Regions from separate parts of the Homo sapiens genome. Here regions 2 and 3 are each linked to region 1. Evidence: chromatin contacts called from ENCODE Hi-C data. All regions are on one chromosome and are shown on one strand. Each heading gives the region's core, a stretch centred on a gene start or an enhancer-like site at or near the end of the contact. The rest is flanking DNA. Distances are from core to core; before and after follow the strand shown.

Evidence for each region. Hi-C counts contacts between places; a loop is a spot of excess contacts on that map. Pooled maps may share reads with other maps.
Region 2: a loop to region 1 is called in a pooled map, with 13 times the contacts of the local background. The contact joins the promoter of ZFHX3-AS1 here to the promoter of AP1G1 in region 1. A Hi-C loop is called at or near these places in 3 of 37 single-sample maps with no recorded cell type and 9 of 50 pooled maps.
Region 3: a loop to region 1 is called in a pooled map, with 17 times the contacts of the local background. The contact joins the promoter of CMTR2 here to the promoter of AP1G1 in region 1. A Hi-C loop is called at or near these places in 1 of 168 maps with a recorded cell type or tissue (ascending aorta), 4 of 37 single-sample maps with no recorded cell type and 14 of 50 pooled maps.

Annotation. Positions count from the first base shown.
Region 1 is chr16:71,807,488-71,810,346 of GRCh38, reverse strand. AP1G1 (adaptor related protein complex 1 subunit gamma 1) reads left to right here and starts at 1,513. Exons shown (of 23, transcript NM_001128.6): 1 at 1,513-1,584. It overlaps LOC124903714 (a long non-coding RNA gene), which reads right to left and starts at 1,389. Exons shown (of 2, transcript XR_007065110.1): 1 at 1,145-1,389. RefSeq lists enhancers at 462-541, 1,102-1,791, 1,735-2,382.
Region 2 is chr16:72,663,721-72,666,579 of GRCh38, reverse strand. It overlaps ZFHX3-AS1 (ZFHX3 antisense RNA 1), which reads right to left and starts at 1,447. Exons shown (of 4, transcript NR_171704.1): 1 at 1,247-1,447. It overlaps LINC01572 (long intergenic non-protein coding RNA 1572), which reads left to right and starts at 1,610. Exons shown (of 14, transcript NR_126330.2): 1 at 1,610-1,688. RefSeq lists enhancers at 1,649-1,708, 1,749-1,868.
Region 3 is chr16:71,288,026-71,290,884 of GRCh38, reverse strand. It overlaps CMTR2 (cap methyltransferase 2), which reads left to right and starts at 1,483. Exons shown (of 3, transcript NM_018348.6): 1 at 1,483-1,749; 2 at 1,948-2,007. LOC102723786 (a long non-coding RNA gene) reads right to left here and starts at 2,085. Exons shown (of 4, transcript XR_933707.3): 1 at 1,930-2,085. RefSeq lists silencers at 1,211-1,280, 1,361-1,730.

The sequences.
Region 1 (2,859 bases), core at 264-2,763:
TCAGCCACTGTGCCCGGCCTACTTAGAGCAATTTTTGTTAAGTGTTTTGAAATCCCTGCATGAAAATGACTAAGGAAAAAAGTGCAACCTTCTCTCTATGACACCCAAATCCTAAACTCAAGATTTGTGGTTAGTTCTGGCCAGGCCGGTGGCTCACACCTGTCATCTCCACACTTTGGGAGGCCGACGCAGGCAGATCACCTGAGGTCAGGAGTTCAAGACCAGCCTGGCCAACATGGCGAAACCCTCTCTCTACTAAAAATGCAAATATTAGACGGCCGTGGTGGCGGGAGCCTGTAATCCCAGCTACTTGCGAGGCTGAAGCACGAGAAATTGCTTGACCCCGGGAGGCAAGGTTGTAGTGAGCCGGGATCCCGCCACTGCACTCCAGCCTGGGCAACAGAGCGAGACTTTGTCTCAAAAAAAAAAAAAAAATTTTTTTTGTGTGGTTGGTTCTGTTCTCTTTGGCACCCAGCCTGCTGCTGTGTTGTATTGTACTTTGTTGCCAATCTAGCAGAAGGATTTTAGTCTAGGTAGGTCACCTTTCCTTTAAACAGGCCAAGATATCAGGCCCTCTTTACATTCACATGGAAAAGACTCACGTCATATGTTAGTAATTATTTATCAGGTTAGGAACTGTCTGGTTAGACTTTCTTTGGCCCTGGTTATTAATTCATGGAGTCATAGACCGAAAGCCCATTCTGTAAGGGTTTCAGCTAACATGAGTCCAAGTCTTCTTTCTACATATGAGGAAATTGAATCCCTGGAGAGTTTAAGTGACTTGAGCAGTGCAAGCACCGCGGTACCGGGCGTGGAATCCATTCTTTTCAGTCATCCTCTTAACTCTTCATAAAATATGTTGCAAAGACACCATAAAACCATAGAATACCACCTGGAGCATGCTCCTTAAGTTATAAAGAAAGCAAAAATCTTAAAGGAGACAGCAAAGAGTTCGGGATTCCCGTGGACGAAGACCTTTTCAGCCCTGCTGTCTTCTCCGCCCCCACCTGTCTCGCTTGCTCTCACTTCCTGGGCTACCTGACTTAGCTCCGCCCCCTCCAGGTGGCTCCACCGCTTCCTGGTAGCCCAGCTCCACCCCCCCTACCCCCCCACCCCCCTACCCCCCACCCCCCTACCCCCTCACCAAGCGGAACCAATGTCCGTCCGCTACGGGGTAGGCCGGATCTTTCTCGCTCAGACTCATCGCAGCGGTGACTCGGCAGCAGCGTCTCGCGTCATCAGTGACAGCCCCGATCCTTGCTACGTTTGCGTCGCTCTGCCAGGAGCAGTCGCCTCCTCCTTGGCAAATAGTCCTCGGCAGGGTCCGAGTTCTTGGATAATTCGAGAGAAAAGGCACGATAAGTTGCAGTACGAGGACACGGAAACGACCAGGAGAGGAGGACAGGGAGCGAAGTTTCCTCAATAGTGTGTGAAGTTAGTTAAAAACTCCCTCCTTCCTCAGGATCCCTCCGCCTGCGGTAGCGGTGGTGAGGCCGAGGGAGCCGCCATTTTGGATGTTCGGTTCCTGCTGCCACTGCTGCCGCCGCCCCCGGAGCTGCTGGTTTCATTCGAGGTTTCGGGCCGGTGAGTGTCACTCCCGGCGCTGAGAGCATATTGCTGCTTTTGCCCCGCCGCTGCCGCGGGCGCTCGACCGGAAGCTTCCTTTCAGTTTCAGGGGTCCAGTCCCAGGCTGTGGGTGTTGAGAAGAGAAGACAGAGAAGCTGGGCCAGGAGAGGCCGGGAGCCCCAGGGGCTGCTCCGACTTCTGGAGGGCCGACCCCGAGGCCTCGGACCGGGAGGTTCCGCGCGCCGCGGCGTTCCGTGTTGTGGCGTTGCCCCGCCGGTACGGGCCTCCTTGAACCCTTGACTTTCTCAGGCTGCGATCTTTGAGGGCTCATTCAGGGAGCCTGGGGTTTAGCGGGGCGGGCCCCACCCCCGCGTGTCTTCTCTGAGCCACGTATCAGCGTTCTTGTGTCTTGTACCCGTGTCAGGTCTGTCAGATAACTCCCAGCATATCCAAATGCCCAGTTAATCGCTGCCTGCCCCTGCAGTGCCGTCCTCTCGGAACCGGACATCGGCCTCGCCTCTCTCTAACCTTCCGACCAACTTCTTTCCCAATTTTTCGTGTGTGTGTGTATATGTTGTTGTTTTGTTTTTTTCAACCTACCTGCGAGTATACTGTTTACCCTTTTCTCAGCTCCTGGCCCTGCGGACGTCAGCGTCTAATAATTCTCCCGGTCTTCCTGATTGCCTGAAAGAGTCGGGACGGTTCGGTTGATTGTGTTTCCCGGTTAGGACTCGGTGTAGGAGATCCATCGAACCACTCGCTCAGGGTAATGTTTATGAAGCAGATTATGTTTATGAAGCAGATTAAATGGCTTTTGGGAGGCAAGAGCTGTCAAATGTTTTCTCATATGTGGATTCCCTCCCTGTGCTGAATACTTAGCTTTTTGGTGCTTACTGACACTTGTGTGGTATTTTTTTTTCTCCCCTATTATATATCCCTGAGCACGGAAATCTGTCCATGGAGAAAAATATTAATCTGAGGTAGGTAGAAAGGAGAGTTGGGCTGCTTTACAGTGATTAGTTAACAGAAGGGAGGAGTTAGTGCTTTCTTAGTGACCTTAACTTTGAAGTGTTTGTACAGTAATGATCTTTGCTGACTGATTCTAAAAAATACTTGTAATGATTTCATGTATTGGGTTTTTCTGGGGATAGCTGAATTTTAAATATTCACTTCCACCGTTCCCTAGAATACTTGTCAAATACCTAACTTGTCACACACCCTAACTTTCACGTTTGAAAAATATGAACCCTCTAAGTACTCGTAATCTCGTCACTTTTATTCTAAAGGCATGTT
Region 2 (2,859 bases), core at 198-2,697, 860 kb before region 1:
ATATTTTTAAATGAATGGTGTAAGTCCTTACAAAATTTAGGCATTTTTTTTTCTTGTCAGATAAATAACAGTTCAACTGACTTTGTTCAGTACAACACTGACATCCAAAGGATACTCGGGTTCATCTGAAGGCCTCTTGGGCTTCTGCTGAGTTGGTTTGATTTTCAAATGGTCTATGTAGGCAGTAAGCTGCTCATGGAACATTCTCTTTTGAAACCCTGGGCATTTTTTGATCTCTTACCCATTTATCAAATCTCATCACATTAAATGGCTCCACAATGCAGGTGGCCTGTGTTTTCCTAAGTGCCTCCTCTTCTTAAGAATGTATTACTCAGTTCATTAATGTTTCATACTTAAGTATTCTGTGTATTTAATTTTTTATTTAATGAAATTTCTAACCTTCAGGCTGACGAATTATTCAGAATGTTTCATCCAAGCTGTTGGAAAAGTGCTCATTAGCAGGGAGTTTTGAAGATGGAATTTTAAGAAAGGGGTTGGCAGGATCCCAAACACATATAGATCTAAGCTTTCATAAATGCTTCCCTACCTTAGCTATGGAGGAAGAAATTGTTGATAAGCAGATAAGTTTTGCTTTAGTTTTTACATTTTAGTGACAATAACAATGATTTCTGTGGTCTGATAAAAGATGTTCGTTTAAAGAGTTATCTGCAGAAAGCTGTGTGGTCACTAATGTTTACTTTCATTGACAAATGAGATCGTCTTGTGTGGGACTATCATCATCAAATGAGACACAACTGAAACTAAAGCAGCCATGCTTACCATTCGGTTTAAAATTTTTAAAATTAAAATAATGCTCCTAACGAAAGGAGTCTCAGCTGAATTAGTTTGAGTGTTGGCATGGACTGGGCTCAAATCACCTGCTCATCTTTAACACCTGCCTTCAGATTTATGGGCGATTAAGAACTTAAGTCTGAGAACCTATGAGACTGTCACAGAAAATAAAATTTCAGTTCTTCGTCCATTAACTGGTTCAGATGAAATTTGGGGTCAGAAACAACCAGAACGTTAAATTTCATTGTAAACTTAAATCGCATTCAATGGTTAAAGACTACAAAATGTATGTAGTGCAGTTAAAAAACCTCACACAGCAAGAGGTTATTGAATGTTTAAAGATCCAAAATTTCAACTTTTTGTGGTTAAGTACAGTTATGTTGGGTAACAAAGTTGACAGCAGGTTTCTGTTACCCCCCTGTTGGAGGAGGAGGAGGCGCTACCACACGCTTACCTTAGGGAAATAACGTGCACTTTATAACCGTTCAGGTAAATCGTTGGGTGAGAAAGAAGAATAAAGGACACAGCCGGTGGAGGGACCCCAGCACACAGTCCCGTGGGTGCTCCGGAGGAAACGGCCGCAGCCCCAAATCTCCTAGTCTCTCTAGCAGGGAGTTTTCCCGCGGAGTCTCGCCTGGCGGCCGGAAGCCACCTCAAGCCGCCCACCCGGAAGCCGTCGTCTTGGCAACTGGGTATCGTCCCACCCCCTTTTCTTAGCAACGCCTATCGCCTTAGACGTCTGAGGTCAGCCGAGCCTCGATTGGTTCCTCTGTCTTTCACTCTGGGAGACGTTTGAGACCCAGCGTCTCTAGATCTCGTATTTGAATTTGTGGCGCTTGGTGTCCGCGAGTTGCCGAATGAAGCTGAGCGTCTCAGTGGAACCAGGGATCTCAGGGGTGAGCGACCGCGAGGGGAGAGCGACGAAAAGGGCGGCCGGAGCTGGAGGGGCGCGGAGTTAAACAAAAAAGGGCGGCCGGAGCTGCAGGGGCGCCGAGTTAAACACGTCATTTCCAGATGGGGGGCTTCAGGCGAGCTGCTTAGCTCCCCTGAGGCAGGCCCTCCGTCTGTTCGCCTTTTCGTAGCCTCTGAGTTTTTCCCTCACGTCGTTTTCCGGCAGTCCCAGAGACGCCACGCCTGCCCCCGTTCTGTTGCCCCTGATGGAAGGCTCCTCTTAACGCTACCTTCCCTCTTTCACAAAATGTCTCTCAGCTTCCTTATTTCGACGTGCTTACACCTCCCCCAAGTATAATTCACTCCCCACTGATGTCTTTGGTAGTTTCATCCTCGTCTTCATCACTAATACTATGAGACACGGGGTGCGTGCACTTGACGATGTAGAAAAATGGTTTTCGCGCAACCTGGTGAGCGTCCCACACCTCACAAATTGAATCCAAAAAATTCCTTATTCATAAAAGATGCTGCTGTCCTACTCTTCCCGACCGGGAATATCATGACGTGGAAAGCAGCAAGTGACAGCGTTTTATAAAGCGCTACAAAAGTAAGCTATTGATGCGTTCACATCGGAAACATAATTGTTTTGTTTTCGGTCGGACCCTCTGGATCCATAGGTTTCGTATTGGGTTTATGGATACTGTTCAGACTTTGAAATGAATAATGCCAAAAGTTACGTTGGAGGACAAACTGAGGATTGATCCCAAGCACAAAAGTAACCACTGATTAAAACCTTCTCTTCATTAACCTTTAGCTTCTTTGTCTATTGTGATACTTCTCCCACCCCGGTGGATTTAATTTCCATTGAGATTTATGAACATTTTAGGAGTTTACAGTCTAAATAGACAGCTTTCCCCACCTCTCCTGTATATGACCATGAAAATCCTCTATTAACTTTCCAGTTTGATAATGCAGTATGAGCTTCTATATGCTTAGCCTCTAGAACAGAGATTCTTTTGGGGGTGGGGGGTCTTAGTCCTGTTTAAGACCCAGAGGAAAACCTTGGAGCTTTTCTCCAGAATATGACACATACACACAAAATTTTGTATTAGTTTTAGAGAGTTGTATTTTGTTTTAGTAGAAAAGAGATCTGACTTTGTTGCTCAGACTGATCTC
Region 3 (2,859 bases), core at 234-2,733, 520 kb after region 1:
AATTCTCTTAAAGTAGACATTTAGAGTATTTCCATTTGGCTATGTTATTGAGATGCTGAAATGAACATTTTGTCCAAAGTGAGTGCCAGCTGTTTAATTATCTCCTAAGGATAAACTGCGAGGAGGAGGAATTGCTGGGTTAAAATGCATGTCCTCTTTTTTTCCCGAGACGGAGTCTCGCACTGTCGCCCGGGCTGGTGTGCAGTGGTGAGATCTCGGCTCGCTCCAACCTCCGCCTCCCGGGTTCAAGCGATTCTCCTGCCTCAGCCTCCCAAGTAGCTAGGATTACAGGCGCCCGCCACCACGCCTGGCTAATTTTTTGCATTATTAGTAGAGACGGGGTTTCACTATGTTGGTCAGGCTGGTCTCGGACTCTTGACCTCGTGATCCGCTCGCCTCGGCCTCTCAAAATGCTGGGATTACAGGCGTGAGCCACTGCGCCCAGCCAAAGTGCATGTCTCTTTTCAACGTTTGCCTTCTGGGCTAGGCGGCTTGGCTCATGCCTGTAATCCCAGCACTTTGGGTGGCCGAGACCAACGGATCGCTTGAGTCCAGGAGTTCCAGACCAGCCTAAGATAGGGAGATGCCATCTCTCTAGGAGGATCGCGTGAGCCCGGGGAAGTTGAGGCTGCAGTGAGCCGAGATCGAGCCACTGCACACCAGCCTGGGTGAGGGTAAGACCTTGTTTCAGTAAACAAACAAATAAATAAGTTTGCCTTCCGTAAGGTTTCTAATAACGTTTTTCTTCCATCCACAGATGTAAACCTGTTTCCCCATAGTCACACCAACAGTGGTCATTACCAAGGTTTTACATCTTTGCTAAACCGAGTAAAAAGAAAACTTGCTGTTTTCATTTCCATTCTTGTCTAATAATAGTTTAAACAGTTTTGTATATCCTTAGTGGCTATTTGTTTGACTTTTTTGTTTTTTGGGAGGCCTGTTCTAATATTTGCTCATTTTCCTTCTGGGGTTGTTGGCCTTTTTCTTATTGGCTTATTAAGCAACATAATTAATATATATTATGTCATGTATATATAAACAATCTTATCTTGCAGTTCCCTAGTTTGGCTTTTAACCTATCGTCTTTTGAGCTGCAGTTTCAACCCAGTCTGTACAGGAAGTAACAACTGTCCAGAAGAGTCTGAAAGCCCTTGGGGCCAGCAGCCAGTGAGCGGAACCAGCACGTCCTGACAGACAGGTTTGCCCCGTCCCTTCCCTCCCTCCCCCTCCCCCTCCCCTTCGCCTCCCTGTCCCTCTCCCTTTCACCCCTCTTCGGGACGGAGCCAAAGAATGCTCCGCCTGCGCGCGCCGCTTCCGTTGCCATAGTGGCCGGGGGCGGGAGGCTGGCGCCTCCCAGCTTCTGTACTCCGCGAAGCAAAACCTAGGGAGCTGAGGCCTAGGCGAGGCGAGAGTCGCCGGCGTGCGTAACGTTGGCGCACGTGACTCCGGCCCGGCCTACAGGGCGCGTGCGCAGTGGGACTTGAGTGCCTCCTGGTCCCTGTCTGCCGGCATTCGCGGCTGCGGGGCCCGGAGGTGGGACTGGCTTCCCGGTGCCGCGAGGGCGGGTCCGGACAGCCTTCCCCCCAGTCCGGCGCACCATCTCCCTGCCTTGTGGCTGGAGGCGCCGCGGACCCAAAGGGAGGGACCATCCCGGGAAGCAGCCCCGAGAGCGGAAGTGCAGAATGGCTTCCTCGAGAGAGTAAAGTGCAGCCTCTCCAGACACTGGGGCCCCAGTGGGCGTGGGCGAAGGTAATCCAGGCCTGGGTACGATTCCGGGCCCTCCTTCGACTTCCCAGCGGGTGAGCCAGGGGCTGGGACTGAGTTTCCTCCAGGTCAGGGACCGGGCCTCTGGAGTGGGGTTTGGGACTTACTTCACTAGATGAAATGAGATATGGGGTGCCCGGCCCAAAGTCAGCCCTGGATACTCACTGGCCGTTGTTTTCACAGTTGCTGGTAGGAGGAGTTGGCGGAAGCACTTGGAACTCCTTTATAAGTGTCAGCTGTGAGGTAAAAACTGTTGATGAGATCTTGTGGGTTTTGTTTTGGGTTCACTAATTTGGGCGGGGGCTACATAACTGCCTACTTGAGTTTGCAATATGAGAATGGTAATAGCGACCCACTTAGCAGAATTATGATGTCACAAAGCTCAAAGGACTGTTTAATGAAAGGCTCAGAGGATCATATACTGGAAAATTTTTCCACACACGCTGTAAGCCACATGCTTTTTTTTTTTTTTTTAAGTCATGCATTTAAGTGCTGGAGTGAAGTTGAGGTGCACTATTAATGACTCATATTCAGAACCTGAAGAGAGAGATCCCTTTTGTGCTAAGTATGATATCCACTCATTTATTCAGTAATACTGAGTGCTTACTGTGTACCAGGCAATGTCCAACTTCTTGGAATGGTCTATGTGTAAACAAAACAAAGATCTCTGTCCTGTGGAGCTTACATTCTAGTTTGGGGAAGACAAATAATAAACAGTAAACAAAAAGAAGGAAGTTATAGGTTGGAAGTACATGAGTACCATAGGAAAAAAATACAGCGAGGTAAGAGGCATGGGGAATGCAAGATGCAATCTTAGGTAGGCTTCACTGAGAAAATGACATTTGAGCAAATATTGGAAGGAGGTGAAGGAGTTAGCTGTGCTGACAGCTGGGGAAAGAGCATTCCAGGCAGAGGGACCACCAATGCAGAAAGACTTTTGTCTTGGAATGTGCTTGGTGTCTTCAGTGAACAGCAGAAAGGCCTGTTTGGCTGGAGTAGTGAGTAAGGGAGTAGTAATAAAAATTAGGTGGCAACACAGCAAAAGTATAGTCAGAACGGTGGAGTGTCTGAATCACTTAAGTTGTCCTCATGTGA